Regions from separate parts of the Mus musculus genome. Here region 2 is linked to region 1. The links are chromatin loops, found by intact Hi-C in ENCODE. Cell type or tissue: heart. All regions are shown on one strand. Links, peaks and the distances in the headings refer to the core of each region. The heading gives the core; the rest is flanking DNA. Region 1 overlaps Iqschfp (Iqcj and Schip1 fusion protein). Region 2 has its middle 20 kb from the start of Il12a.

Evidence for each region. Hi-C counts contacts between places; a loop is a spot of excess contacts. Peaks named below come from ENCODE experiments on the same cell type or tissue, not always from the same donor. Only the 100,000 strongest peaks of a DNase experiment are listed, where the experiment ranks them.
Region 2: a loop joins it to region 1, with 6 times the contacts of the local background. A loop is called at or near these places in 8 of 42 quality-filtered maps.

What each region holds. Positions count from the first base shown.
Region 1 is chr3:68,553,150-68,569,656 of GRCm38, reverse strand. The region is part of intron 5 of Iqschfp (Iqcj and Schip1 fusion protein); the gene reads right to left. The region is part of intron 2 of Schip1 (schwannomin interacting protein 1); the gene reads right to left. Among named protein-coding and RNA genes, the nearest start is that of Gm22073, 14 kb to the right of the region's middle. In heart, for the core only: a CTCF peak has its summit at 6,634 (motif pointing left); a DNase peak (open chromatin) is centred at 5,486.
Region 2 is chr3:68,703,650-68,720,156 of GRCm38, reverse strand. No RefSeq gene overlaps it. Among named protein-coding and RNA genes, the nearest start is that of Il12a, 20 kb to the right of the region's middle. In heart, for the core only: a CTCF peak has its summit at 6,324 (motif pointing right); no DNase peak of the experiment used is centred there; H3K4me3 peaks cover 671 bases.

The DNA of each region.
Region 1 (16,507 bases), core at 4,399-8,398:
CACACACACACACACACAAAAGTAGGAGAGAACAGCCCACACAAAGTCATCCACTGAGCTACACACACTCACACACACACACACTCACACACTCACACACACACACACACACACACACACACACAAAAGTAGGAGAGAACAGCCCACACAAAGTCATCCACTGAGCTACATACACTCACACACACACACATACACACACACACACACACACACACACACTCTCTCTCTCTCTCTCACACACACACACACACACACACACGCATACACACACACTTTAAAAAATTAAGTCTTCAATTGAGTACCAGATACTGTGCTGTGTAGCCATACTTCTAGTACTGAAGAAGGTGAAGTGGGAGGACTATGTTTGAGGTCAGCCTGGGCTACACAATGAAATCTAAAAACAAAGAGAGCCGAACACTTGAAACTTTCCATATTTCATAATTAGATGGGACTTCCAGAAACTATTTAATCCAAAATTGTTGCTTGGCAGTTAGATAAATCTAGGCCTAAGGATGCTGTAACACACCCACTAACAACAATAAACAAACAAACAAACAAACAAACAAGAGTATCCAAATAAAGAAAACCAAGAGAGGAACACTGTTTTCCAGTTCCTGTCAGCCGAGGAGTCTCTAGGTACAACAAGGCCGCTTTTGCCTGATGGAGAGACAGTGTATCCACAATGCGAAGCTATGAGGGGGTGGAGCTGCTGAGAGGTCATGAAGAGGAGCCCTCGTGGAAGGGGCTCATGCCTTCTTAAAAGAGACTCCAGGCAGTCAGTCGCCTTCCAAAGGGCACAGTGAGAACTGAGCTGTCTGTCAATCAGGAAGCAGGCCCTCACCAGACACCCAACTTGCAGTGGCTTGAATGGCTTCTAGAATGACAGAAATAAAGTCCTACTGTTCAGAAGGTACGTGTAGTTTGCTGAAGCTGGCTCGACTAAGACAAAGGTGCAGTAGGACTCAGCGGCAACCAACTCACCCGCACTGGGCCAAAGCAGGCCCAGACCAAGATCAATGTGGCTTCACTTAAACCTCATCCAAGGTGTGTGTGTAAGGAAGAAAAGTTAGAGCACGTCTCACTTAACATCCATGTTTATGCCACTATGAAAGAGCTGTGTTTTTAAAGCTCAGAAACAGCTGTTCTTTTCCCATTGTGGCAAATAGGAGAAACACAATACAGAGCTGGTTTTAAATTTGTTCTTAGATGTAATTTTTTTATTTCATGTGTCTAGGTGTTTATTCGCATGCACATCTGTGTACCACATGCGTGTAGGGCCCATGCAGGCCTGAAGAGGATTAAATACCCTGGGGCTGGAGCTACAGATGGTTGTGTACTGCCTGTGAGTGCTGAACCCCAGGTCCTCTGAAAGAGCAGGAAATGCTTGTCCCTTCTGAGCCCTCTCTCCAGCCCCAGAGAACTGCTCGGAACCTTGGCAACCAGTCACATTCACAGGTCATCAGAAGTAAACCTGGGTCAGGGACTGATGTGCAGAGAGCACAGGAGACTTGCTGGCATATGCTACAAGAGCAGATTGTTTCCTTTATATGGGTATATGCATTTCTTAGCCTTACTGAGTAAATATTAAGATTTGTGCATTTTATTAAATATAGTATTTACCTCAAAGAGGTAGAAAAAAAGAGCTAGTTGCATATGTGCAACTAGCCCATATAGATATGTGTGTGTTAATATATATGTATATATGCAACTAGCTCATATATATGTGTATATATATATATATATATAAAGCTCCAGTTAGGTCTATGCAGGCTAACATATTTACAGGGACACTTGCTGATATATGAACCGTACGCTGAGATGAGTCAAACAAATGGAACGAATTGATGAATGAGTGGAGGGCAAGGCCACTGCAAAGCTCTGACAAAGCATGTTTCGAAAGACATCAATTGCAGAGTCTTAAAGTGGTAAGTAAGCCATCATTTGTAAAAGGCTGGAGACTTATGGGCTCTGAGAAGAAACTAATATACGAATTAGGATTCGTGAAGCAAATTTCCACTTTAAAATGTTCACAATGAAATGTTAGGGGTCGGGGAGGAAGGAATGGGGCACAAGGCAGATGAGCAAGGCATCTGAGTGTCCCTCACAACAATGGAAAGCAGCCAGGTGCTTTGTAGACTTGAGGGATGTGACCTCTTAGGATGATAAAAGAAAAGAAGTCAGGAGGAAGTTTAATCCTACGAACCTCAGAGTCTGTTGGTGCCCAGTGTCGGGGGGGGGGGGGGGCACAGCTCTCTGTCATCACTGGTGCCCAGCCTAGTGACAAACCTTTGAAGATGCTTCACAATGCAGCACTCCTTTCCCAACAGCTTCCTTGATTCCTACAATCTTGTAACTAAAACCAAGTCCTACTGGGTACAATTCAAAGCAGGGTTTCTACCCTCAGGGTTTGGTAAGATTACACCACACAGATAACTGTATACCATATGGAGTGAGCCAAATGCCTCCAAAGAGATTTTGTATGTATGTTCACTAGGAATTGAGAAGAGGAAGAGAACTCTCAATGAAGGTGAACATTTCCTTAGAGCTTGGATCTCAACAGGCTCAATGGGACATGACTAATCCTGACACTGAAGAGACTGGGGGCAGCCTGGAATATCCAGCAAGTCTTTATCTTAGAAACTAGCAAGAATACACACACACACACACACACACACACACACCACACACACACACAAAATACGAAATAAAAACCCAAACTCTTTCTCTTTCTATATGAAAAAGGGTTGCCTGGTGGTTGTGTTGGCTTTGAAATACCACCAGAGAAATGATAGTTAGCTGCATTTAGAATTTTCTCCAGAGCCCCGCAAAGGAACACAGCTCAGTTAGCATCCTGACTTTTGTCAAGTGAGACTCCATTCAAAGTTTTTAAGTCCCTAACTGCAAGACAATAAACTCATGGATCTGTGTTGACTTAAGCTGACTTGTGATGATTTATAATTGCACACATTCAAAACTAATCTTTGGGTAAAAGCCCACAGTTTTAGGGCAAGAAGCCATGTGGGATATGGTTAGCAAGGTGAGAGAAAGGTGAACTACCATGGAAGGGTACAGGAGAGAGAGGAGAGCTGTCAGTCATTTATCTGCTTCAAATGCTTCAGAAGTAGAGAAGAAACACAGCCAGAGCCACATGTTCTGAAAGGGAGGAAGGTATCAGCTATTCTTATGAAACCGTGAGCAGTCCAATGCTAGGGCTAGAAAGCCCTGGCACTGTGGGTAAGAAGTTGAGAGACTGAGGGAAAAGAGCAGTTTGCAAACACTCTTCTCGTCCATTCAGAGTAGCCGAGTGGTTCCATGAACATACAACAGAACCTTGTTGGTGTTTCTTAGTGGAAGACCAGGGGCTAGAGAGGTGGCTCTGGGGTTAAGAGTACTGGTTGCTCTTCTAGAGGACCTGGGTTTAACTCCCAGTACTCATGGTGTTGATAATAACTGTCTATAACCCCAGTGCCAGGCACACTCAAACATGTAGGCAAAACACCCTTACAAACCTAAAAGAGACAGACAGACAGACAGACAGACAGAGAAACAGAGAATGACACACAAAAAGACACACACACACACACACACACACACACACAGGGGGGGGGGGGTTGGCATCAGGGATGGAAACAGCCAGAAGGGAGAGTATGATGGGTGGGAAGTAACAGAAAAGGCCAGGTACTAGAAGAGCTGATAAGGCACACCTGGCATGTGTTCATTCCATTTTGGAAATGAAGACATGAATATTAGGTTACACAGAAGTGCTGACTAAGGAGGATGCTCTGGTGGGTATGGATACAGACGGTAGAGTGGCCCTGCTGGCAGCTGGCGGCTAAGGCCTGAGGGCTAGAGGGAGAGCTGAGACGCTGGGCAATTGTGGGAGAACCTTGTCCAAAAGATTTCCTAGGGGGTTGCTGTGCTCCCTGAGAACTCTGGTACAAAGCGGAAACAAAGAGGGTAGCTGACACTCCTAGGGTGTGTTAAGTGGAGGTGATGAACAGGCAGCAGCTAACAGAAGAAAAGTGTTCGAGTTAGACAATGAGTAAGCAAATAGATGCAGATTTCATGAAATATATTCAGTACTGTGTTAAACCTAAACGCAGTGGGCATGCTAAACGTAGGAAGGGATGGGAAGGCTAAAGAGCTGCTTGCTACCCACCCCTAAACCTTATGCACACTGTATAGCATGTGTATGGGGCACTCAGTGCTCATTACATTCAAGGATGGCCCACTGGTCACTCCTACTCTGCCCAGTTTGTACTCTGCATGAGAGGTGAATAACATAAGAAGTCAGAGGAAATCGCCTGTGTCTCTCTGATAAAGCAAGTGCTTGCCACTCACTGGCAGATGCCTTTTGTCTAATTGTGAATCATTTCAAAACCTCCACTCCAGGTGCACAGCCTGATGGTCTCCCAGGTGGTCTGCGGGGGAGAGGCTGGGCCTATGAAGACTGCATAATCCCAGACATAGGCAGCCTGACCTTGCCACGGCCCTGTACCATCTCCGAGGTCACCGCACGCCACACCTCTTTGTTGTCTTTGCATTGTGATGTAACTAGATTGCTACTTGAGCATCTTAATTGGGGCTGTGACTTCTGGGATGAAGACCTTTGTAGAGCACTTGCACACTATGACTCTGTCAAAGTCGCTCTCCCTGTTTCAGAGGAGGGCAGGGGACCCAGAAGACACTGGCAGTGCAATAATTCTACACCTTTTTCTCCAGCAATGTTTAGAAGACCAGGAACTGGAAGTTGGAGAAAAATAAATATAAGATGCATTATATTTCTTACAAACAAGATGCTTATAAATAATGCAAAATAACTTGCTCCCAAGTTTGACTATTCTGTCTCTGGCTTAATGCTTTCTATTTTAGGCTACACTGAAAATACCTTCCTCAGAAAATTAGTGGTGTGAATCAGTGGGACTGATTTTTATTTTGTACAGTAGTAGAGTCTACTTTTAAAACTAAAGCCTAAATGCAAAATGACTAAAAAATAATAAAGAAGTTTTTATGAGGAGAAAATTAACTTGAGCCCAGGCTGTACTTCGATGAAAACATGCAATTCTTCCGTTACACACAGATATTTGAAGGCATCCTATTAAAGATGTCCATTATAGTCTTATTCCAATTAGAGCCGACATTTCTTTTTGCATTTTGCTCTGTTGTGTCTTATCAAAAGAACACCATTGCAGGGAGGCAAGCAGTGGTAAGTGGAACCAGTTCTCAGTCATGGTGCATGCTGCAGTCTCCGGAGGATTATTCGCTGAGTGTATCCAGAAGCTCAGAGGCAGGGGACAGAGTCTTACTCATGGGTGACTTACTGACAACTTACAGTGATTGCTTACACTTCTTATAAACAAGGTAATAAAAGATAGAACACGGATATTTGCAACAGGGCATCAGCCTGTAACAACACTTCCTCGTTTGATGGGCTGAGCATTCTCTTGTCATTGTGCAAGCCGTGCCAAGCACAAGCGCCTGGCTTAGCCTGGCAGTGAACCAAGCCTGGCTTCTTGGGCAACTCAGATCATTCTTCCTGCCTAGAGACTCACAGGCATGAAGTTTTCAGAAAGGCTGGCACAGAGCAACCGTGTTCACAGTCAAAGGCATATTGACTAGTTCAACTACCCGAGAGCCCAGCAAGGCTAACTCAATCCGCTGATGTCAAAGAAGGAGTGGAAATACTTTGCATAAATAAGAAGGGCATAGACTCACCATGATACGGGCTAAATGCTATATTCTTCTTACCATTTCTTCATAGGCAACTTTTCTATCAAGTCCTACAGGTAATCTCATTTCTATATGTATTCAGGATTATTTTTACATTTTCATATTTTAATTTCCAGTTTTATGTTTTGGGGACTCGAGGATGAGGTGTTTAGCACATCATTATAATAGGTGCAAATTAGTCTCTAAAAATACCTGCTGCCGCCCTGGGTTTCTATAGACACAGTTTGAAACTAGGTAGTGTTATAGCAGCACTCTCCCTGCAGAATAATGAGACAGTTATATTTCCACAGGAACTGCCAAGGCACCTGTTTACGGCACAGTCTTATGGTTCTCCCCAGTGTGCTTTGTGCCTAAGGCAAGATGAAATTTGCATGCTGTAGAAAATTAGCAGCTGATGCATAGGTTCATGATGCAATGTCTACATGGTTTCTCCTTGAGTTGTTTATATCTTTAATGATGGTTTTACCTGAGAGAGAGAGAGAGAGAGAGAGAGAGAGAGAGAGAGAGAGAGAGAGAGAGAGCAGGGGATGGGGGGAGAACTAATGAGGCTTTCCAAATTTCCAAATAAAATCAAACAGGTTTTCCAAGAGAAGCCTGGGGTAGCACCAAGTATGTTTGTGAATGCATGCTAGTGCATACAAGGGGTGTGTGGAAGAAGGGACACACTTCCCCTTTGCCTTCTAGGTCTTTGAGTAGCCCTGATAATCTTATCTATCAATATAGGTACATTTACATAAAGCACTATGTGGAATCTCTGATGATGATGATGGTGGTGGTGGTGGTGATGATGGTGGTGGTGATGATGACGATGAAGGCTATTATTTACTCCTCTATACTGGGGTGGGGGTGGGGTGGGTGGTTGACTAAAACCAGTTGGAAAGGTGACCTCTAGTGGACAATTGTGTTTATTCAATTAGTTTCAATTAGTAACAATAACAAAAAAATGATCCTCAAAGGTAAGCTATAAATCTAAGTGCTGTCTTAATGATATCTAAAAGAAACAATAATAACATAAGCACGCACATTCTCAGTAATGTCAGTTAAGAATATATAGGTTACAGCAATGTTAATATGTCCAAAGCTACTACTCAGGCCATTCTTCAATGGTTCTACAGTTGATACAAACCTTGGACCTGGATTCAAAGAACTATTTGGAGTTCATGGGCATTCTTACCTACATAGTACAAAGGCAGCCCGGGTTACATGAGACCCTGCCTCAAACCCAAACTAGAGCTATCTCTAGGCATGACAATATATATTTATTTGGTCAACTGCTTCATATCTAAGGCCCTCTATTTCTTAATGTGCAGAACAGGTTGATTTAGACATTCTCCGCTGTCTTCTGAGGGCTATGGGATGACTGTGCTTTCAAGTCAAGTTGATTTTTATAACCTGAGTTTTCCAAATTAGCAATATAAAATTCATATCACTGTCTATGCTTTATGCAGAGCATGGGGTGAGTCAGAAAAATCACAAGACTTCAAGCGAAGGTAAATTTCATTAAGGTAAAAATCGGTTACTATTTTGTGTGTGTGCCTGTGAATGCTGTGTGTGCATACATTCCTGGATATTAGCAGAGGCACACGTGTCACGGCACTGTGGAGGTCAGGGGACAACCTTAGGTCTTGGTCCTTGCCTTTCACCTTGTTTGAAGCAGGGTCTCTCCTTTCTTGCTCTCTGTGATGTACACAGAATTTCTGGCCCATGAGCTTCTGAGGTGCTTCAGTGAGCACCTCTCGTTCTGTTGTAGGAGCACAAAGATTACAGCTACGAGTTCCCAAGCCCAGCTTTTACATGGGTCTGGGAACCTGAACATGTACCTTACATTTCCAATGCTTTACCCACTGAGCCATCCCAGCCTCCAGTTACTATTTTATCACCACGGTGGAACATAATAATATATAATTAAACTATTAATATAATCTCCAAGAAACTATTATAACTCATCAATGATCCTTAAATATACTTTTTTTTTTTTTTAATGCAGGAGTACTCTTGAAACACTATTATTTACCATGGATGGTGCCCAAGAGTTTCCTCAGGGACATTCTGTCAGCTTTTGTAGGACCAGTTAAGCAGTGACATGGACTGGGTTTGCAATCCTTTGCAGGCTCCCGGCCTCACTGTGAGACACTGCACTTACGTTTTAGCCTAGAACAAGCACTGGTCTGGAAGTTTCCCTAGTGTGTAAGGAGGTAGCCAGAAACACATTGAATGATCTAATTAGCTCGCTTAACGTAAAGCGACTGAACAAAAGTTCTCTCCTGTTTTAGAGGCAAGTCTTCCCAGGGTGTTAAAGTGCTGGGGAGGAAAGGACGGTGTTAGGAACTGAGCTGAAGGGTGAACACAGAGGAGGGCTGATGTCAGCCCCGACTGTTCTGAAGTATTTAAGTGAATCAGGACATCAATCCCAACTCCTCCAAAATCCAAATTTAAATCAGTTCTCCATTGAGAATGGCAAGGCAGACTCTTGCAGATACACAACCTGGGCCCCCAAGATGCTCACGTGTAGAAATTGTCGGGGCTTCTTCATTATTTACTAACTATGCTAAGACAGAATGTAACATCCCAGAACGGAACAGCCTCAGTTTTGTGTAGATAACCCGTGATTCACCTTATTCTCCTGACTTGATAACGTTTTACTTCTTGATTTAGTTCCCTGCTTATAAAACATTAAGGGCTGGCAGCCTTACCCTTTCAAATTAAATACGCTTCTCAACCTATAACAGATGATGTCACAACTCGACTTAGTTTGAACTCTCACTTCCTGCATCTTAAAACTTGTCGCTCTCACCAACTTCACCTCCAGACTTCCTTTTGCCATCTCAAAATCTCGCTCACTCCTGCAACTTAGATCTCAAACCTCCCCCCACTGCACTAAAGGCTTGGTTACCAGCTTCTTGGAACTGATAGATCCTTTAGCACGTAATGGAAGGAAATTAGGTCCTTGGGAAAGAGCCCTCGAAGGGGATATTGGGATCCTGATCTCTTCCTGTCTCTTTCCTCCTTGCATCCTGAGCACCACGAGGTGAGCGGGTCTCCTTTGCCTTGGGTTCTTATCCTAATGTGCTTTGCTGCCACGGGGCCGAGTAACCATACTCAGAAAACTTTGAAAATGTAAGCAAAAGGAAAGCTTTCCCCTTTGTAAGTTCACTTCCTCAGGCACTGTGTCAGAGCAATGACAAGTGAACTTACTGAGCTGTAGGCCACTAAGTGGTCCAGGAAAAGCCATGCTTGCTTCTGCTCAGGGTCTTCACACAAGCTGCTGCTTACCCTGGACTCTAGGCCCCTACCACACAAGCTGACTTTTGTTTGTACTTAAAGTGGGAAGACCTTTCCCTAGCTCCTATTTTAAATCAGGTTTTATTAGGTTTCTTCCCCCATATCTCAGGACAACATTTAACTATTCAGTCACTTTGAAGATGTAGAGTGTTGATTGTTCCATGAAACAACTGCAGTCCTATTGCTCAATCTATAATCCTACATCTAGCATCTCGCAGTACCAGACATACAGTAGGTATCAATGAATATCTGACTAAGCTAATGAACACAAATCCCAGGAAGTCTCTTACTTGAGGGAAGGGAAGTGCCCATAGCAGTGCCATGGCTGTTATTACTGCAGTATGGCCAAGCTGTCCACGTGGCTACTTGTTTGTCTGAAGTCAGCTGAAGCTCACCTGGGAGCCAAAAGGCTGACTGCCAGCTTGGAACTAAGCCTGGGAGGTATTTTGGCCACAATTCCCTCTTCGTTTTGAGCTGTGGTGATGGCAGGCTCTAAGGGCCCCCCTAACTTTGCAGATCTACCTACTACAGGGCCAAGACTGAGTGTACCGGCTGGACCGAAGGGCAAATAGTTGTTTGCAGGAGCTCAAGTGAGTTTAACAATTACTAATCTGCAGTAGTCGACTGCTCCTGATTCAATATCTAATTAATAAGTGGAAAGAGATTAGTTAAAGGGTCCTCCTCCTCTCCTCCCTGGTTTGCCACCCTATGGGATATATTTTTGGTTTGAAGGGGTAGCCTGGTAAAATAAGCAACTGACTTACTGTTGCAAACTTGCACAGCCTCCAAAATCATACTGATAAATAAATAAAGTCAACTTTCATCTTAGAAGAATAATAAAGTACCCTAAGTGACTTTCTAATCAAGACGAAGAGGCCAGTCTGAAGACATCCTGGGCTTATGAAAGACGGATACTTTTATATTTGCCTGCTGACTTTGGAAATTTAGGGCATGTTTTAAAGGGATATAAAAATAATAAAGAAAGAGAACAGATTAAGTGTTGAAACCAAAGTAAAACCTACAGTTTAAACTGTGGCTTTCCCTAAAACTTTCTAATGTGTTATAGAGATAGTGAGCATAGCTCATGTCTCTCTGATCTGTATTCTCTTTCTTTTCATGGTGTGCATGCCTGTGTGTGCGTGTGTGTGTACACTAATATGATAGACAGGAATTCATATCAAGTACCTTCCTTAATCACTCTCCGCCGTAGTTTTGGGGACAGTGGCTGTCACTGAGCTTGGAGCTTGCTGATTAAGCTACACTGGCTGGCCAGCAAGCCCAAGGATCAAGCATCTTCATCTCTGTGGCATGGATTATAAGAGAATCTGGCATGCATGGTTTTAAACCTGAGTTTTAGGGGGCCAGGTTCAGGTCCTCAAGCACTTGGCTCTCCGAGTCATCTCCCCGGACCCCTCCTCCACATTACCTCTGTAGAAAACGGTTCTTATCCTCGCCACAGTCCTACCAGAAAGGGATCACACAGAACTACTGAGGGTGTCGTCCTCATTGTCCAGGTGGTATGACAGATTAGTCATGGATCTGTGTTTGGTTCAGCGAATGCAGACCTGGCCGGGCTAACTGAAAGCTCTGTAGACTCTTTGTTAACATCTGTCCACACAATCTCAGCTCGATGGCTACACCTGGGGAGGGACTCAGGCATATCCCAGGTAGTGAGTAGGTTAGGATTCCATCTGACTGTATACACGAGGTCAGGCTGGTATGTGCTCCTGCACAGCTCAGCTCCTGTTATCTTCTTGAGATAACACGCTACAGGAAATCGATGTTTCTTGTGCAAACAAGAGAGCTCCCAAATCCAGGCAAGAAATGCTCTGGAGAAGGGATTTAATGCTCTGCTGTGACTGGCAGCTCACTCAGGCTTTGCTTTTAGTTCAGAATAACTTAAAGATTTTTCAACTTACTGGTACATGCGAGGAATGATATCAAATCTTTCGGAAGGAGACTGGAGTTCTTCATTTTGAAAAAAAAAAGTGTGATTAAATATTGGAGTCCATCATAAGATTTAGTATACACTCAGTTATTTTCTCATTTACAAATGATGTGGCAAAGGTGCTTTTCATTGTTTTTTAAAACACCCTTTGTCTTTGTTATTTTCCTGTTGCTGTGGAGAGACACCATGACCAAGGCAACTAATAAAAGAAAGCACTTAGTTTGTGGGCTCATAGTCCCAGAGAGTTAGTCTATGATCTCCATGGACGGAAGCATGGCAGCAGGCATGGGACCTAAGATGTAAGCAGTACCTAAGCGCTTACATCTGAACCGCAAGCACAAGGCAGTGAGAGAGAGCTAGCGGAGAAAGCCCACCCACAGAAACGCACCTCCATCAAGGCCACACCTCCCAACCCTTCCTAAGCAGCTCTACCAACTGGGGACCAAGTATGCAAATACAGGAGCCTGTGGGGCCATTCTCAATCAAGCCGTCATACCTTTCACCACTAAACATATGAATAAAATGATAAACTGAATTATCTAGCTGCTCCCACGGTCGTGTCTTATCACTTAGGTATGCTTTTAAATTTTATTCATTCATTCTTTCATATGTGTGTGTGTGTGTGTGTGTGTGTGTCCATCTTCTTTTCTGTATATGCATGCTTGTGTACAGGCACCCTCAGAGGCCGGAAGAAGGTGTTGGATCCTCTGGAATTGGAGTTACAGGTGGTTGTGAACTGGCTTATTATGTGGGCTATGGGTGCTGGGAACCGAACCCAGGTCTTCTGTAAGAGCAGCAAGTACTCTGAATTGCTGAGCCTAGCGCCAGTTCTGTCTCTTAGGGCCCCGAGAAAAATGCAACTGTGGACCTATAACTAAAAACTCAGTATGAACTTTCAGGATGAGGTCGCCGTGTAGCTCAGTAGTAAAACATTTGCCAAGAATGTGCAAGGCCCTGGGTTTGCACCCCATGGGTGAGGGGAGGAGGTGATTTTAGGATGATCACAATTATTCAGCAAAGGACCGAGCTCCTGGAAGCCAGCAGAGGTCACCCACCCACCATAGGCAAAGAGAAGGGAACCCAATCCAGTCATTTAGAGTGAGCGGTGGTGTGATTTCCTCGTTGGTGTGATCAACTATCCAACAACAGCAACTTAAGGAAGAAAGAAAGGGTTTATTTTGTCTCATGGTCAGAGGGCACATCATGGTGGGAGGGTCTGGTGGCAGGAACAGGAGCTGGCTGGTCCGATTGAGTGTCTGAAGTCAGAAAACAGAATGATGAATGGTGGCTCAGCTCCATTTCCTCGTTTGATTCACTGTGGAGTCCTAGCCCACGGAATGGTACTCCCTACATTTAGGATGGGTCTTCCTGATTCCATCAACCTACTCTAGAAACGGCCTCACTGATATGCCCAGAGATTTCACGTCACTTCCACATGACTCCAGACCCTGGCGAATGAGTAATAATTTGATTAACCACCACAGTTACTCCTTCTTGATAAGAAAACGAATCTTGGGTTTGGGCATGCAAAGAAAGAACTGCCCTCAGAGGAAACGAAACTGGAGAGGAAGCTGAGCGAGAGCACCAAGCTAGCCTCCACCAAAAGCTGGCCTTGCGTCACCACCACTTTTTCTTGCTAAGATTGGCACATCTCCCCACTCTACATTCCACGACGCATTACAGAAACCTCTCACTTCAGCTTGCCTGCCCCTCTCACTCCATACTTAGCAGGCTCAATCCCACCAGGTACTTTGTGTCAGCTCTCAGGCTGACATAGACGGCTAGAGAAAAGTATACAGTCAGGTCTACTACTCTTTCTTTAAATTCATGGCCGCTACCTTCAAATTGGCCCTTGGGTATATTTCCCTTGTCCACTCACATGCTCCCCTAGACAACCACAAAATTCTGACAGAGCCGTTCAGACTTGCTGTCTGCAGACTCTCCCTTTGAACACTTTCCAGTCAAGCTTTTGTTTCCACAAGCAACTGCCATCTACTCTCCTAAACCCCACCTCACCATGCAATGCTCCCTCCCTCATGCAGTGCTCCCTCAATCAGTGCTCCCTGATGTAGTGCTCCCTGTGTTGGATCCTCCAGTAGGACTCATCCCAGTCAGCTGCCTCTGGTCCTTTCCTAAGGTAAAGGCTTTGTCTCTCTTGGCTCCTTCTCATTTTCCTCACTCTTAATGCACAAGAGCTTCCTGTCCAATATGGCAGCATGTGTGTTAAGTGTGCCTCTTTAAGTTAAATCTAATCAAACATGTGTTCTTCAGTTACACACATCATGTCTTAAGGGTTCCAGACTTGCATGATTCAAGTGGCTGGACACTTGGATGGTGCAAAGACTATTTCTGTTACCACTGAATGCTTTACAGGACATAGCTACACTAGACTATCTGAGACTCACAGGAGTAGCTAGCTCTCTCTTTGTGTCTCTGTCCCTCCCCCTTCCCTCTCTCCCCATCCTTTCTCCCCTCTGGGACTCCTTTCATCTCTTCCCCAGTGACTTCTATACTCCCCTGTCTCCTGGACATTCTCTGAACTCCAGACTCCTTTATCGGTCTGGTCTGCCCACACTATTCCAATTGCAGATCTCATGGCTGCCTTAAGTTTATGAAGCCTAAACCCAGCTCCGGGCCTCTCCTAACCTTGGACACCCTCAGACTCCTGTTTCACAGCCTTTCCCATTTGATGGTAAGTTTTGTGCTCTGGCCTGATCTGAGAGTCATACCAGACTCTTCTCTATCCCTCTTCCCACAGTCTAGGAGCAAAACTTCTTTGACCCTTCAGAAACCTTTGGAATTATCTGACTCCATCATCTCTCCCTGGATTATTACACATGTCTTCTTCTCTGATTGCCTGATTCTGCCCTTTTAGCCTCCCCCACCTTGGCCTAGTCTCAGCAAAATAGCCTCTGTGTACACACACACACACACACACACACACATATGATTCTGACAATCTGATTCTATCTCTTCTCTTCAAAGTGTTCTAACAGTGTTCACCTCTCTCAGAGCAGACACCAAGCCTCAGCTAGGAACCAGTGTCACCTTCCTCCCAGAACCAAGGAGACCTGCTCTCCCTTCTACTTGGTCTCTATTCCAAAGCCTTCTGCAGCTGAGCACTCTGACTCCACTGAGTCTGCAGGAGAATCTCAAGGGGTTGCTTCTGTACTCCACAACAAATGTTGCCTTAGTAGAGAGGTCTCCCGTGACAACACTGTACACAGTAGTGACCTCTCCTGGATATCCCTTCCTATACAGTAGTGGTCTCTCCGGGACACCCCTTCCCATCCCATGCTCCCAGTTCTTATCTTGGCATTTACTTCATGTCAAGTGTGACATTGATGCTTGGCTGTGTCTGGCTCAACTCCCAGTGTACACAGTTCTTAAGATGTCAGGAGACAATCTTGTCCTCCGTTGTTTCAAGCTTTAGACATTGCACAACACCAGGAAGTCACTTCCGTGCATGGTCTCTGACTGAGCATGTCAGGCAGGGAGGTGCACACATGCCTTGTGTACTCTTGTTCCAGTTCAGCTCCTTTGTTCCTCCAGCCCCCTCTCCTTGTGGTGTGTTCATTTAATTTCAGACTGAATTTAAGTTACAGGTTTGAATTTTTTCTATAATCTGCCGACCTGACTATGTATATAATTTCCCCCGAAGACTGACTTGTCTATAATTATTATTTTTAGATGTTTTAGTCATTTCTTCTCGTAGGAAGCTATAATTCCAAGTGCTGGGTGCTGGTCTGAATCTTCATCAGTGGGAAGTCCCTAGTAGGTATTTTGATTAAGGTGGGTTTGGTGGGTGGGAAAAACACTTAGACTCTCTAGCTGGTTCTGTAACTTTACAGTTAAATTTTGGGCTGTCCTCCGGGGCCACAGAAGTCTTTTCCACAATGTCCTTCTGGAGTCTGGTGGCAGAGCTGGGAAAGGCCAACAGCAGACTGTCCAGGCTGTCATGTGTATGACGAGTGCTTCACTCAAACCTCTGTGGTGGCCTCCTGGAAGACCTGACCAAGCCTAACCAAGATGTCAGGGAGGGATGACTGATTGCTGGAGCGAGACAGGCACTTTCATCTAAGACTGGTACCAATTAAAGGAGCGGGGGGGGGGGGGGGAACCGCACGTGGCCAGATCTGAGGAAGTCCCACAGGCACTGGCTCTGCCACTTGCTGCCTCCCTTAGACCACCGGCAAGCAGGAGAATGGAAATAAGGTACAAGAGGTACTAGCGGACCTTTTGCGGCTTCAAGATGAGCCATAATTATCTACGTTATTCCAGTACTTCTAAGTTCCTTTGAAGAATGAGGTACTTTCAAAATGCACCCATAAACTCCTTATTCTTTTCTTTGAAGAAGTAGGATCTTGACTTAAAGATTGTGTTCTATAGGCTGATGGCTGGTACAGAGCAAACTTGCACCATGACTTAAGGACAGCCTATGGAGGCCATTCTTAAGGAACTGAGGCTTCAGGCCACCAGCCTCCAGCAATGTGTCCTTCCTTTCCTGAGTAAAGCCTTCTGGTGACTGCAGCCTCATTTTGTCACCCTGAGCTAGAACCAGAGCTCCAGAGAGCTCTAGGTGAGGTTCCTGCCTGTCAGAACCTGTGAGATAAAGTTTGTTAGGTTAAGATGAAGTAGATGACTTTAAAGCAACAGGTAACTAGGTCATAGGATAAGGACCACACAGTTAAGCCTTTTCATTTCAGATAACCTCATATAATCTCACACACACACACACATACACACACACACACACACACTCGCGTGCGTGTGTGTGTGTGTGTGTGTGTGTGTGTGTGTGTGTATATATATATATATATATATATATATATATATATATATATATGACTTTGCTAATGTAAAAAACAAAATCATCAGCTGTCTGAAAGGAAGAGGAAGCAATTCAGTTGTGCTTTCATGTGGGTCACAGCAGCCTTGGGCACAACCTGCTCAGAGTGAGGCCCAAAAGGTTCACAAGACCAGGAGCACCAAGGCATTGTCACAGTTCTGACACAGTATCAGCAACACTCTGCTCCAGGCTGCCCATGGTCCTATAAAGACTCTGCTGCTGCCGGGTGGCCTACCAGCCCTGCGGAATTCCTGGGTGCTCAGCCAGCCCTTCCTGGTGAAGATATGAACCCAGGGGTATTGGATAATACCCCCAAGTGGGTGGGTAGGGGTTGACAGCATTATCAGGAGGTATATAAGTGACCAAGGGCTTTACACTACTTGCACACAGGTTCCTGTTAGTTTGGCACCTTAATGATCTTACTGTCCCTAATTCAAAGCAAATCCAGCTACAGTTTATATGCAGCTCTTATGCAGTTTATGTGCAGTGATTGGTTTTTGTTTTAGTTTTCTCTCCCTATAACTTGAGTGTAACACGGAGCTCCCTGCCTGGGGACAGTTGATGAGAGTATGAAGAAGACAAGCACCTTCTTCCTGGGTGAGCATCTTCTGAACACGAGTGAAAGTTCTAACTGCAGCCCCATCCTTACGTGTACACCTGTCCTGCTATTAGCCCAACCATCACTGATATTTCATTCC
Region 2 (16,507 bases), core at 4,284-8,283, 150 kb before region 1:
GGACAGGTTACAGAGCCCCGACAGCAGGTTTTTGGTTTGAGTATTCCTTCCATTGAGACTAGGGTCTCTGGAGTTGGATAGCTGTGAGGTGATTTTATGTTTATGATGAAGTTGGAACTGTAGCAAATATCCAATGGAGTGACGGGATGATGGAGCTGACATAAAAATGTCTCTTCCTTTGTTGTAGTATGTGCGATACCCCTCCCCCGCCCCCCAAGGAACTAAAACCCATGGGGACAAGTCAGCTTCCTGGTCTGGCTGTTGGTGTCCAGGCCTCCCTGCATATTGGCTCCCCCCTTCTCGCTGTGAGACTTTCCCTGTCTGGAAGCTAAAGCTCACTGGCCTATGTTTTGTCTGCTCCACCGGGTCTTGAGAGCTTCTCATTCTCTCCTATCCACAGAGGAGATAAAGGGCTGTGTGTTAGGACATCCTCATGGTCAGCCTGCCTGGATTTAGGATCACCAGGAAAACGCTCCTTTTGAGGGGGTCTTGGCATTTCAAGGGACTTTAGGATATACCTCCCCTGAATGTGGGTGGTGCCGGTCCATGAGTTGGGCTGTTAGATGTAATTAAATACGAGGGGGGGGGGGAAGGAACATCAACAACAAGAAGAAACGTGATCAGCGCCCTCTCCATCTGGCTGCCTCGCTTTTCCACCTGAATGAGTTGGCCCCCTATAAACAGGAAGCTTAAAATTAACCCTCTTCATTGAAGTTACTTCTTGCCAGGTCTTTTCTCATAGCACAGAGACAAAAGCACTAGTATCCAGCACAGGGTATGCAGTGCTGGCTGAGGGAAAAGTATGCTTTTGCCACGGATGCAGATCTGGCTTTTAAGAGGACCTGTTTTGTGTAAGATTGGTTCACTCTGCATGCTCCTATAATTGGTTTAATAAAATGGACATGTGTAGAGACTGTATTACAAGATGCAAAGGTTGCAGCTGCTGGATCCGTTTTTTTTTTTTTTCCAGGACTATCACTGAAACCATATCTCCCAGTTTCAAGTTCGTGTTTCCCCAAGCTCTTTAGAACAGCAACTTAAATAGCAGGAGGACCTACGGGTGAAATGAGAGAGCTCGTGTATTTTCTAGAACCACGAAGCTTGGGAAATAATAAATGCGTGGAGGATTCAGTGTGTGACAATTCTTGTAGGGAAGGGGACTGTACCATGCTATGGCAGTTGACACTACAGGGTGCAGCAGAGGGGAGAAGGGGAAACAAGGCACGAACTGTTAGTGGCCAGCGGCAAAAGTATCATTTTCTATTTTCAAGCTGTGTGATCCTGAGGTAGTTAATTAACATTTCTGAGCCTGAATCTCTGCCTTGGTAAAAATGATTCTCATAGACGTCTTAAAATTATTAAGTGAGGACTGGAGAGATGGCTCAGTGGTTAAGAACACTGACTACTCTTCCAGAGGTCCTGAGTTCAATTCCCAGCAACCACATGGTGGCTCACAACCATCTGTAATAGAATTTGCTGCCCTCTTCTGGTATGTCTGAAGACAGCTACAGTATACTCATAGACATTAAAAAAACCAAAACTAAAACTAAAACAAAACAAAACAAACAAACAAACAAACAAAAAAAAACCCCATAAAACAAACCCCGATTACACAAGAACAAGAGCTTATGAGTACACATATGTTTAAACACTGTGTTCTTCCTGTCTGTCCCTCCACTCCTAGGAGATTCTGACTCAGGCCCAGGAAGAGTCTTCCTGAGACATGAGATGCATGTATTTATCACGCTGGTCCTTAGGGCCTGTCTTAAGAAATGCTATTCTGCGACAGTGGGAGATGCTTGGCCAGTTTTTATATCTTGAACTAGCTGGATACTAAAGTAGCCCTGAGCCTAGCCAGCTCTGAGCTTGGGTTCCTTAATATAATTTTTTAAAGTTAATTTTAAGTCAGCATGCAAAATGTTTCTGTTACATCCTCTGTCCACTCCAACGGCTCTTTGTATCACTATCCCGGCTCTACACCCTGGTTTCGGCAAGGTTTTCTAACCCTGTTGCAACCAGCCACCGTAACCTTCCCTTATGTCACTGTGTGTAATTGATGTATGATCTGAGAGTTAATATTGGTCATTAATACTGGGGGAAGCCATGTTTTTAATGGCCACGAGTACCACGTCAAAGCATCTCTCAGTGACGTAAGGTTGGGCATAGCTTTAAGTCTGCTGCTTTTAAATAACCTGACATTGTAGGAAGATGTGAAATTCATCTATGTCACTTGCATAGCTTGCTCACAATATACCTCACAGATATGCACAATTGTTACGTTAATCAAAATTTTGAAAAAATTAACAAGATAGAAATGTTAATTCTCCTTTTATGAACAATATACATTGTATACACATTTCAAATTATTCAATGGGCCCCATAATTCTGTACAATTAAAGAAACCTTTTTTTTTTTTTTTTTTTTTGAGACAGGGTTTCTCTGTATAGTCCTGGCTGTCCTGGAACCCACTCTGTAGACCAGGCTGGCCTCAAACTCAGAAATTCGCCTGCCTCTGCCTCCCAAGTGCTGGGATTAAAGGCATGCGCCACCACGCCCAGCTTAAGGTAACTTTTTAAAGGCTCTTTTAAATTGTGAGCACGAAGGAGTGAATGGCGCCATCTAGTGGGCTTCCAGATACATGTCTGGCTGCTCTGACTGCTCTTAGCTCTCAAAACCTCTGCATCAAAATGCCCCTCCCTTGCTTGTGAGTGGCACTTATTTCTAATGATGCTTTTCAGAATGATCCCATTCTGTTAACCCTGAACCCAGTCTTCTGATAGAATACAAATAAGCATCAATCAGCAAAGCAGTAACATATTTCTATTAAAGGAATCAGTCTGGGGGTAGGGTGGGGAGCTGGCGTTGCGGAGAGAGAGCTACTCAAACTTGGGGACCCGAGTAGGAACCTCCCGAACTTACAGAAAAAGCTGGATGTGGTCACAAGCACTTGTAACTTCAGCGCTGTGAGGGGCGGAGACAGGAGGATTGCTGGGGCCGCCTGGCTGGGAGCCCAGCTTCAGGACCCGTCTATATCGACTCCACAATGCAGGAGTTACAGGCACGTATAACCGTGCCTGTAAAATCATGCCTGCAAAATCATGCCTGCCTCTTACATGGGTGCTGGGGATTCGAACTTGGGTTCTCATGCTTGCAAAGTGAGTGTTCTTGTCCACTGGCTATCCTCCAGCCTGATTTAATCGTTTTAAAGACAGGATGTTACTACATAGCCCGAGGTGGCCTTGAACTTGTGATCACAGGATACACCCGTCTCAGTAGCCCAGCTAGTTTAATTTCTTGGAAGCATTAAGTAAGTCTGTGCCTTATGAGATACGTGCGACATCTGCCCTTTTCTGGGCTAAGACAATAGCCAATTGATATTATTCATTTATGGTTTTGGACTCTCCCTTCAAGGATGTGTAAGGCTACCGGAGGCCATCTTGTAGAAGGGAAGCTGAGTCCAAGCGTAGTAAGTACATGGAGGTATCCAAAAGGAGCTTTGCGAGCACGGTGTTTGCCAGTGTGCAGGACGATACTGCACAGGCAGATGCAGAGCTTCTAGGACTCTTCTGCCCTCATTTGTACAGGTTGAAGCTTCATAAACACACGGAGAATGAAATGTTTATTTTGTTTTAGTAACCCCTCTGTCTCATCTGGCAAGTGATAGCAGCCATCCTCCCGCCTCTGAGCTACATCTCCTGTAGACTTTCGTCGACCTGTGCAGATCTTGTCTGCTGGACTGAGACCTGAGGACCGAATGAATGCGGTGAATTACCATCTGATGTTTAAACAGCAGTTTTCCTGTTTCACTGTACTTTCATATGCGACCGTAACAAAGAAAGCAATGGAGGTTGTTTGAGTTCAGAAAAACGTGTCAATAAACACCGGTAAGAAATACTGAATACTGACAGAGCAGCCTTTCCCAGAACTCTCTCCGCACAGAGCAATTCAAACACAGTTGTCTGGCATGCGCTACAGATTATATCTGGGAAAGGTCGAAAGCAAGGCAGGAGGCCATGTCAGAGTCAGATTGGGTCCTGTAGCTGTGGTCTGGCATCCAACAAGAATAAACATGTCTTATAAATGAAATGTAAATGTTTCTCACAGGAGGCATGGACTCGTGTCCAAGAACCATCCAGGGAACAAAATGCCCTGATGTAAAGGTCCTCTGCCTTATTTCTTGTTGCTTCTCTCACAGATCTCCAAGGCATTGTTTACTATGCACCATTCTTTTTTTTTTTTCTCGCTTCCCATTTTTTTTCTTGTGACTTTGAGAATAAATCTCTCCCAAATGACACCTTTCTCCTTCAAACACTTCAGTTGTATATTTTACATATGTCATTTTTACACGACAGTCACAGCTCCCACCTGGAGTTTTGCAACACTGTCTGCATGTTACTTTTTTTTTTTTTTTAGAATATGCATGTTTTATTCTGAATAATTTTGCATAATAAAAATGAAAGTACAAAATAATTAAGACACACAATATTTTAACAAGCTGAAATAAATTATGAGAGGAAGGAGTAGAGACTTTTCTTATAAAAGTTTAAAATACCCTTCCACTTTCACTGATGAGACACAAAGCTCAAACCCTGAATTCTGGTAGCGAGATTCTAACAGAATCTATTATTTTCTTTTTTTTTAAATTAGGTATTTTCCTCATTTACATTTCCAATGCTATCCCAAAAGTCCCCCATACCCTCCCCCCCACCCCCTTACCCATTCACTCCCACTTTTTGGCCCTGGCATTCCCCTTTACTGGGGCATATAAAGTTTGCAAGTCCAATAGGCCTCTCTTTCCAGTGATGGCCGACTAGGCCATCTTTTGATACATATGCAGCTAGAGTCAAGAGCTCCAGGGTACTGGTTAGTTCATATTGTTGTTCCACCTATAGGGTTGCAATTCCCTTTAGCTCCTTGGGTATTTTCTCTAGCTCCTCCATTGGGGGCCCTGTGATCCATCCAATAGCTAACTGTGAGCATCCACTTATGTGTTTGCTAGGCCCCGGTGTAGTCTCACTAGAGACTGCTATATCAGGGTCCTATCAGCACAGTCTTGCTAGTGTATGCAATGGTGTCAGCGTTTGGAGGCTGATTATGGGATGGATCCCTGGATATGGCAGTCTCTAGATGGTCCATCCTTTTGTCTCAGCACCAAACTTTGTCTCTGTAACTCCTTCCATGGGTGTTTTGTTCCCAATTCTAAGAAGGGGCAAAGTGTCCACACTTTGGTCTTCATTCTTCTTGAGTTTCATGTGTTTTGCAAATTGTAACTTATATCTTGGGTATTCTAAGTTTCTGGGCTAATATCCACTTATCAGTGAGTACATATCATTTGAGTTCTTTTGTGATTGGGTTACCTCACTCAGGATAATGCACTCCAGGTCCAACCACTTGCCTAGGAATTTCATAAATTCATTCTTTTTAATAGCTGAGTAGTACTCCATTGTGTAAATGTACCACATTTTTTTGTATCCATTCCTCTGTTGAGGGGCATCTGGGTTCTTTCCAGCCTCTGGCTATTATAAATAAGGCTGCTATGAACATAGTGGAGCATGTTTCTTTCTTACTAGTTGGAACATCTTCTGGATATATGCCCAGGAGAGGTATTGCGGGATCCTCTGGTAGTACCATGTCCAATTTTCTGAGAAACCGCCAGACTAATTTCCAGAGTGGTTGTACAAGCTTGCAATCCCACTAACAATGGAGGAGTGTTCCTCTTTCTCCACATCCTCGTAAGCATCTGCTGTCGCCTGAATTTTTGATCTTAGCCATTCTGACTGGTGTGAGATGGAATCTCAGGGTTGTTTTGATTTGACTATGCACCATTCTTTTTACCATATTCTAACGCCCCCAATCTCATTTTTTTATATTTGGGCCTTTTAACTCTTTCCGTGCAGGTCCTCAGCAGACCTGCAATCGTTTCCTGCAAACTCTTGTCAGTTATACTGCTTTGCTATAGAATACTGGAAATTATTCCCACTATGTTACTTATTTCAGGACAGGTGCTGAGACATGTCCCTCCCCCACACTCTCTGTCTTTCTAAACTCTAGTGGTCACCGTTTATATTATTTGTTTGTAAGGACGACTTTGAGCTATCCAGTCACTCCTCTAGTAGTTTCAGACACAGTATATCACCGTAGAGATTTAAAAGGCACGGGCAGCTTCAATATTAACAGGATCACATTGAGATCTTGTTAATTGTCTAGGTTCATGGTCTGACTTAAACGCCTCTGGGTACTTGTGTTTATGATAGACGCTAGGAAAAGTTGAATTCATTAAAAATTAAAAAGTGGAAATTTCAAGTTTAGGAATACTCAGCCATATACCAGGCAGCCACTAGGTGGCATGAGTGAGTCCTTAGCGTTGCTCTTCAATCTAGGCTCCAGATCCCAGAACAGTTTAAAAGAGAAACCTGTGGGGCATAGAAGACGGCAGTCCAAATGTTGGATGTTTATTATTGGTTGAGCATGGGATGAGGCAATGGGATCCTGCAGAAGGGCAGGATCTCCTTAAGTCACCAGCGAAGTTTGCGAAGGACCGGGACTCTTTTTTTTTTTTTTTTTTTTTTTTTTTTTTGGTTTCTTGAGACAGGGTTTCTCTGTATAGCCCTGGCTGTCCTGGAACTCACTTTTTCCTGCCTCTGCCTCCCCGAGTGCTGGGATTAAAGGCGTGTGCCACTACTCTCGGTTCAGGACTTTAACCTTCGCAGCAAGGGGCTTTTCTGCACCCCCGCAACGCAAGATCACAAAGGTGAAGGTGGAAAATGCAGTAAGTGGGTGATGTTTTCTGTGGACCAGTGCGATTGCGCCGGCAAGCACAGGTTCTTCCAAGAACATGTTACTGTTTCTGAGAGGTCAGTACGTGCAGCAGATGAGATAAAACACCTCTTCCATTTCCGGGTCTCTGATAAATGCTTCCTTCACCAGCACTGGGGAAGAGCACAGAAGAGACTGGACTTCTGTCCTCGATGTCGGCCACCGCTGTGACAGATGCCTTGTGTTGGAGCTTGCTTAAGCTCATGGAGCTGAACGAGGGCAAAGATGAATTGTCTGCCGTGTGCCGAATACTTTTCCTTTTGGGCCACATAAATTACTTTTGCTATCTACACTTTTTAATTTCAATTTAATTTTAATTTGACTTGCAAACAAATGAAAATCGGACTTTTCATTGTGCACATTATACCTGTCTTAGGGTTTCTACAGATTTGATGAAATACCATGGCCACAAGCAACTTGTCAAGGAAAGGGTTTATGTGATCCACATATCCTGAATTATGTAGCCCGCTGAAGGAAGCTAAGAGCTAAGGAAGGAACTCAAACTAGGCAGGAGCCAGGGAGGGGTGTTTCCTACTGGCTTGCTCCTTACTACTTGTCAGCCTGCTTTCTTATACAACCCCAGACTGCTAGCCCAGGGATGTTGCTACCCACCATGGGCAGGGCCCTCCTACTTCAATCACTAATTTAAAAAATACCCTACAGTCCTTTTGGACAGGAATAGCATGAGGACAAAATGTAGCTACTAGTGCCTCCCGGTTTCAAGGGTGGATCCATCAGGATTCGCCACCGTTGGATTTAGATTTAATAAGGCTTATAAGATTAGGATTTTAGTTGTTGTACCCAGAAATTGAGTTACCATTATTTCTGAAAACAAAACAAAACAAAACAAACCCGAAAAACCTTACAGGTCGATCTTATGTAGGCATTTTCTCAGTTGAGGCTCCTTCTCTGATGTGTCTCTAGCTTGTGTCAAGTCGACATAAAACTAGCCAGCACACTTCCCTAGCAATTATGTCATATAAAGGAATAAATTGTTCAGTCTTTAAAAACTGTTAAGAAGCAATGGACTAGGGGGGAGCCGGAAGAGAGAGACATCCAAACACCCACTCCAGGCTCTGCAATGGGTACCACTACAATGAGAGAATGGAGATGATGGAGAGAAAGCAGAGGCAAAGCTGAGTGGTCCCTGCACTGTAGAGAGAGGGAACTGGAGATGAGATGATGGTGTGGCACAGGAGGATGTGAGGTGTCTGAGCAACCACTGGGGTCATGGTGATATCTGGACCCCGGCTGCCTCCAAGGTCTGTGGCCCTACTACATCTGGGGTCTATGCTGCTATCTGAAGGGAGGGCATCCCCATATCAGTGGTCTTGGCTGCCACCTGAAGCCATAGTGACTTCCTGGCTCATGCTGCTGCTGGGAGCATGTCTAGACCCAGGGTCCTGTCACAGCCAGGGTCTATGTTGATGTTGGAGGCATGTGTTACCATCAAAGGCTGTGCAGATGTGCCCGGCCTGGGTTACTGTCTGAAACCATGTTGATGTCCAAGCATTGTGTTGAGTTGGCCTTGCCCCTTGCCTCTGGCGGGAGAGCTGTCTCTACCTCTCACCTGGACAGCATGGGAGAGTTGACTCTGGTAGCTCTGGGGTGGGAAATCTGGCCCCAGTGGAGTGAGTTAGGGAGAGGTGAGCCTGTTCCGTACTGGGTGCAGTACTAGGAAGAGCGGGCAGCCCCTTCCCTGAGGAGCACAGTAGAGCTGGCCCTGCCCCTCACCTGTGAGGTGGTGTGGGGGAGGGGGAGATGCACCTCACCTGTTGTTGAAAGTTTTAATCCCTATCCAGGGTTTCTACCCCGCCTTTGATTTATCAGTTCCAAAATAAAAGCACACACAGCCTCTCTATTTACAATAAAGCCTAAACAGCACAAGAGTTGGGCAGATATCTACCCTCTTTGCTATAGAATATACTTCCGTATTGATAACACAGAGTTATTACGTACTGTGTTTCATCTGAGCTGCTCTTAACTCCAATGGGCTGAATTTTCAGGACTTCCAACCCTTGGTGTCTTCCTCCTCCTCCTTCACCTTCTTTTCCCTTGGGTGGTTCTCCCAAGCCCAGAAATCCTAAATTCCTCCTAAGTCTTTTCTACCCAGCTATTGGCTGTCAGCACGTTTATGTTGGAGGTTGGTTCTAATGCTTTGATTCAATCAGGAATCTGCATGTCCCAACACTAAAGGTCCACTCAGGGTAGAAGAATGGGATGCAGGAGCGGCAGGAAATAAAGCCAACCAGCCATGTGAGACTGGAGTAGCAGAAGACTTAGGAGTGCCCAGCCTTTGAGGTAGCCAATGCATTTTTAAAATAAGCTAATGTATGCTTGTCTTTCATTCGAGGATCTGAAGATAGTTCCTTGGTGGCTGTGTTCGTGTGATCCGCTGGGAGCCAAAGCTGCGTAGCCAAAACTCACCACAACATCTTTATTTACCAATCAGGAATAATTTGGGATCAAGGTCACATGGTGTCGGGTGGGGCTACATGCAGATCCCCTCTGGGACAACCAGGTCTTGGGGCTCAATACTAGCATTAGAATACAAGCAGCATCAGGCCAACCTACTATACCCACTCACTTCCTGCAGGCAGATGAGCTTTCCCCCCAGGTTATGAGAACAAGGAGAACTGGCTCCACCACTCATTGGCTACAGTACTCAGAAGAGTGGGTCCTGCAGTAGAGCAGAACAGCTCCTGGTTTTGTAGGTACAGGAGAGCTGGTAGCTGACCAACTCAGCTCCCACCCAGGCCCAGATCCAGGGCTTTGAGTTGGACCATTCCAACATCCACCCCATCTACAAAATACTAGAATACTTGAAAGGCCAGTCCTGCAGATCCAAAGCTGCAGGCTCTCCGTGACACAGGGTAACAACAGGATATCCTAGAGGAGTCTCAGTGAGGATCCATTATTGATAGTATAGCAGAAGCCAGAGGCCTCAAACCAGGCCAGTGACTCATGGCAATGAACATTTGCAAGGAAAGTTGTTTGGGCAGAAGGGTCTACTGTGGGACACACCACAGCTTCCACAGTGAGAGTTATTTATTTATATTCTTTGTTTTATTTTAGGAGGGAGATTGCAAGGCAGATATGAAGGAATGGGGAGATGAGTGGGATTGGGACCCAAGATATGAAATTCACAGGAATCAATAAAAACTTTTTTAAAAAAGAAGCAATGAGCTTTTGGCTGTGTAGGAATGTCTTAAAGGTGGTTAACATGCACTTCTTAAATAAGGAGTTTGTTTTGTTATAAGTGAGTATAAAACTGTGAGGAAATATTAAATGCATCATCTATTCTTATGTAGAACGAAGGCTGAAATGCCCTGAGCAGATATGTAGTTAGTTACCCTGCCTAGGAAGCTGGGGAGAGTGGATTAAGATGGCTTTCGCCCAGCTGGAGCAGGAACATAGCAATACTGATGACATTAGACAGAAGCCACAATATGCACACTGAGATCACTGAATTTGAAGCAAGATGAGGGCAGAGTGCTGTTCTTGCCCAGTATTTTGATAACTGCTTGAAAGATGTCGTCTCTGCCCTGGAAGGTAAGCAGGAAATTATATGAATTAGTAGCTTACATGAAATCAACGTGAGTGTCGGGGAGCAATTTTTAATATGAAAAGTGTTGGCTGTTTGCTTACAAACTTCAGTTCAGAGGATTATGCAAATTCAGTGGTAAGTACGGGGTTACCACCGTTTAATAATGATGACTCATGCCGCAGTTAGAGGAAGGGCTGAAATTCCAGTTCAGGTGACCTAAACAAACGCTTACTTGTCTTCAAAGCCTCTGTCCCCATCTGCTCCAGGAGTGCAACATCCACTCAGACACAGGTGCTTGTCAAATTCTAGGCCGGAGACAAGTCTTAGTAAAAGGAAGATGAAGGCTGTCTGCAACTAGAGACCCAGCCAGTATAGACTGAGCCCGCCCATCTCCAGGCACTGAAGCAGTGCTCAGGGAGGCCACTGGGTGGCACCAGTGAAGCTTGCCCACACTGTAACAGAACACGGGAAACCAGTAAGGGCCACAATTGTCTGGACTCAAGCCAGACCATAGGGTTCATTCCTCTGTTTTTAAGATCCTCTCTCTCTGTCTCTCTGTGAGTCTCTGTCTCTGTTCCTTTTTCTCTCACTCTTTCTCTTGGTCACATTGCTACACTTGAGCTCAAAACAATTCAAACCTTTGATTATTTATAGTTTATATGATCAGAGCACCAAGTTGCTTCTCAGGGAACTCTACTTACACATTTTCTACTCTAAAAATGCAGACGTGTATAATTGTGCCGTTAGGGTACACTAGAAGTCCAAGCAGGTTTCAGGCCAGCGAGGTTACTCTGGAGGTTTTTGAGGTGACAGAGTTTAGAGTCACCTAGGAGACACACTTTGGCTGTGCCTGTGAAGGTGCTTCCCCTGGGGTTTAAGATGTGCTCAGCATCACCTCGATGGCTTTATTCGGTTGGGAAAGGAGAGATCTGAGCCCCAGGCTCCATCTCTCTCAGGTCCCTTACTGCCAACTATGCAGTACATAGAACTACAGAAGTTCACACAGAACTTCTTACACGGCTGTGTCATGCCCACCATGACAGACTGTTCCCCTGTATTCTGAAACTGTGATCCCCCTCACCCCAAATAATCCCTTCGCTCCTTAAATTGCATCTTGTCAGATATTTTCTCATAAGAAGAAAAGTAACAAAGTCAGAGCAATTGCCCAGCATGTTGGAAGAAGCAATCCCCAGAAACGGGAGTAGGGTGGGGGTGGGGGTGGGGGTGGGGGTGGGGGTGGGGGAACAAGCAAGCAAGTAACCAACCAACCAACCAACCAATCAAGCAACCAAACATCAAATGACTTCATTTCAGAATGCCATTCCAGGCCGGGCTGGTCTACTTCCTGAAAAGCCAAGCTCTTTTCCAGGACATCTCTGGAGGTCTGCTGCCCTCTGGCGTTTTCTCTGGAGAAATTCAAGCATCTTCTCAGAGGACCTTCGCGTATCATTCCCTCCCCCTGCTCTGGTAAAACTGCAAGGTCTGATTCTCAATTCAGGGTCATTTACTTTGGGAAGCGGGCGAATGTATAGCAGAGATACGTTTAGTTGAGGCACAACCAAGAAGACCGTATCTGATCTTTGTTTCTCTGTCTCTGGCCTGCCTCTGCCTCCCAGGGATGGAACAAGTGTCTTATCATTCAAGGATTCTCTCAGGAGAACAATGGATCCCACGAGGAGTTGGGAAGGTGTGTGGGGAGGAGGGTGGTGGATGTGGCCCCCTCCAGGGATTTTGTTGATGGAAATTAACATAATAGATATGTTTATTCAACTGTTTTAAAAAGAATCCACAAATTGTAGATGGAGAGAAATCACCCTTTAACCATGGTTACTGTTTTCTTTGCACTGTTATTTACTTACAAGTTATTGGGGGTGGGGGTAGAGTGGGGGGCGGGGGTAGGAAGTCAAAATCAGGGTCCTGTGTTTGCTACCTAAGTGATGTACTATTACGTTTCACTATCAATTCTATGAGTCACTTTTTAACTGTTTTATTTTGAAATTGTGTGTGTGTGTGTGTGTGTGTGTGTGTGTGTGTGTGTATGCAGGTGAATGTATGGCCAATGGAGTTCAGAAGAGGGCATCTCCTAGAGATACAGGTGACTGTGAGCCACCTGATGTGGGTACTGGGAACAGAACGTGTGTCCTCTGAAAGAGTAGTATAACTTTTTCACTTTTTAAAGCATCCTATTCTGCTCTTGCTGTCATCTTGGTTCTGTGGGCAGCAGGTGGTTTTGAACCCAGCTCTCTGGTGCCTGGACTGAGGCTCGGCGGATGTAGTCCAGGTAGAGAGGCTCACACAGATATTGTCACTGGTTTGGGACAACTGTATGTCCCTCCTTGTTCTTTTATTAGAAGAGTGAGCAGAGCCTCTCAGTTTCTGAGATGTTTTTATTTAAACCAAATATTTTACTATTAATTCCTGATCAGATGAGGAGGGGGACTCTTCTGTATCCTGAGCTTGCTGGGTTATATTGGTGCTTGGGTTCACAGGAAGCTTCCTCTTCACGTCTTCATGTAGAAGCATATTTCATGACACTCTCTAAGGACCCCTGTTTGATGATTGTGTCCCTATGAGAATGGTGGGGCTGGACATTTGCCCATGGTCTGGAGTTCCTGGGGTAGAGCAGTTGGTGCCTGCTGAAAGGCTTAACCCCAGGTTAGGGGACCTGAGATGCAGTGCTGGGATGGAGATTTCAGACATTTCCAGGCCTCCCTGATACACAGGTCTGAGGAGTTCTGACGATGGCTTTCCAGTTTCTGACGCTGTTGGGAGGCCCTGGGTGAATTCTGACTGCTGGCCAGACTTGCAGTTGTGCCCTGGAGTCCATAGATGGAGTTCTGTTCATTTTTGCCCCGTGTTGATGGACATTCCTTGGTTAGAGTTCCTTGAGCCAGTCACCCACCTTCATCCTGCATTAGCCCATTCACAGCCGGCTCCTGTCTCAGAAGGGCTGAACCCATTTGCTACAAGCTTGATTTTCAGCTGAGAAGACACTCCTTGCATTTATAGCAACATTAGTCTCCTCAGGCAAGCTTGGAAAGCTAAAAAGTAAAAGGTAAAAAGCCAAAAGGTTCTGTTACAGAAATAAGGACACGAGTGGCTTGAATCAATTCTGGGAGTTTTTGTCTTTGCCTTCGTTTCAAAACCTGTTTGAGTAAGAGTATTACTTCCGTTTCCGGTCTCTGTGGGAGACTACCCGACAGGAAGGACTTGAGAAAGCAGGGATTTGTTTGGCTCCTAGTTGGAGGGGATACAGTCCACAGGGCTGGGAGAGGTTGGAATAGCAGTGCCTGCGGCAGGGTCGGCAGTGTCACTCCACGGCTGCCTTAGAGGGCTCTAGCTGGTAGCTGGCTGAGCTGATGCCCTAAAAGCCTGAACCCGATGACCTATTTCTACCATCCAGTCCTCATCTCTTAAAATTTCACAACCTTTTAAAATCTTGTCAGTAGTTGGCGAACCAAGTGTTGGCACACCTAAGCTTTTGTGGGTGCATTTTATATATAAACCATGACAGAAAAGGAAACTTACCTGGCGCATGCACTGAAAAAGCTCTCAAAAATGGAGTCGCTGCGTAGGCAGTCACTGAGGAGAGAGGGTTTGGGGAGGTGCTGTTACCAGGACTCCATTGGGACCCCTGAGCTGCCTCTCTTGGGAGCAGTGTGGAATAGAATATGCGATGTTTGCTTGGTGCTATGGTTTGGACCTGAAATGTTGTTCGAAGACTCAGTCTTGGTTGCCTGCTGATGGTATTGGGGAGTGGTGAAAACTCTAGAAAGTGGGGCACATTTGGAGGACCGAGGTCACAGACACTTGGTCATCAGGATTATTTAGGAACCCTACACCACACCCCTTGCTCTTCTCCTCCTCTGTGAGGAAAACCACTTTGCTCCAGCTCTGCTCTCAGCCCTGGTTCTGCCTCTCTATAAAGGGGTGCAGGAGAAATGGAGCCATCCCCCCCTCCCGCCCCCTGCAACCTCGTGAATGCTAGAGAAATAGTTTAAAAACTGAGCTATCCGTCCAACCCAGGATGTGTTTCTGACTGATACATCTGAACAGGAAGGAAGTCACATTTACTACTGTGGTATATGCTCTGCCAGCAAGGAATTATTTTTAAAGTATGGTAACCACTTAACCACCCAACCAGATATTTAAATTATTAAAAGTCGTACTTATACACATTGTATGTTATAACATGTATAGCTATTTCGAAGGGAGCAAGCATATATTTTTTAATGTTTTGCCTTTGCTTTAGTAATTGGAACTAATTTATGAAGAATACTTTATTGGACTATACTTGGTTTAGAAAAGGAAATGAGAAACCTGGGGAAGCCCGTGGCACTTTCTTTCTTTTTAAATTTAAATTATTTTATTTATTCGCATTCCAGTTGTTGCCTCCCTCAGTCCCCCCTCCCACAGTTCCTCATCGAATTCCTTCTTCCTCTTGCCTCCCAGAGGGTGCTCCACTCAATCCTCCCCCTTTCCTGGGGCCTCTCTAAGATTAAACACATCTTCTCCCAGTGAGGCCAGGCAGTCCTCTGCTACATATGTGCCAGGGGTCTTGGACCAGCCCATGTATTCTCCTGGCTGGTGGATCAGTTTCTGAGTGCTCCCTGGGGTCTGGATTAGGTGACACTGCTGGTCTTCCTATGGGGTTGCCCTCCTTTTCGGATTTTTTAACCCTTCCCCTAATTCAACCATAGGAGTCCCCAACTTCAGTCCAATGGTTGGATGTAAGTATCTGTGTCTGTCTCAGCGGCTGGTAGGGCTTCTCAAAGAACAGCCATTCAGGCTCCTGTCTGTAAGCACATCATAGCATCAGGAATCGTGTCCAGCCTTGGTGGCCCCCCAGGAGATGGATCTCAAGTTGGGCCGGTCATTGGACCTCCTTTCCTTCAGTCTCTTCTCCCGTGGCACTTTCTTTTCACTCCTGTTGTTGAGTGCCAGGAGCTAGAGGCATGCACATTTATAAGTAATGTGACACTTTTTGTACTGGAAGTTTTCTGGGGGAAGTGAAGCAGTCCAGAAGCCTCGGTCACTGTGAGGACGGCATAGTCGTGGAGAGGAAATGCTCCTTTGATTTACTGTGACTTTGATATGGGCAGAGAAAGGTACTTTTCGGGTTTACTGGTACAAATGAGCATGTGCCACCTACCCACCAGGAGAACCGACATGCTTCCAGCCTCAGGCTCCTCTATAGAGTAATGTGAGCAAGCACACACAGCACTCAAAGCGTTAGCTGCTGGTGCACACACACACACACACACACACACACACACACATACACACACACACACACACATACACAACCCTCTCTTTCACACACACATGTATGCACACACACACACACATACACACATACTCACACATACACATACAAATACACACACGTACACACACCCTCTCTCTCATACACACAGGTATGCACACACAGAAACATAGACACACACACAAACACACATGTACACACACACACACACACACACACACACACACACACATACATACACAACCCTCTCTTTCTCACACACATGTATGCACACACTCACATACACACATACACACATACTCACACATACACATACAAATACAAATACACACATGTACACACACCCTCTCTCTCATACACACAGGTATGCACACACAGAAACATAGACACACACACAAACACACATGTACACACACACACACACACACACACACACACACAGAGTCACACACACTCACCTCTAAGGGCTGGCACTGTCATGCTTCGTGAGTAGGACATGCCTTAGCTTCATTTCTAATTGTTGCTGCCACGTCAGCACTCCTCTGTCTTCCCTGACCCTCTCTGTGGACTGACTATGCTTATCTCTTTCAGATGGAGACATTTTACTTTCATAATAGTCGGAAGCTGAAAAGAACCCAGATGTCCTTCAACAGAGGAATAGATACAGAAAATGTGGTGCATTTACATAATGGAGTACTACTCAGCTATTAAAAACAATGAATTCATGAAGTTCTTAGGCAAATGGATAGAACTAGAAAATATCATCCCGAGTGAGGTGACCCAATCGCAAAAGAACACACATGGTATGCACTCACTGATAAGTGGATATTAGCCCCAAAGCTCCAAATATCCAAGATACAATTTACAGACCACATGAA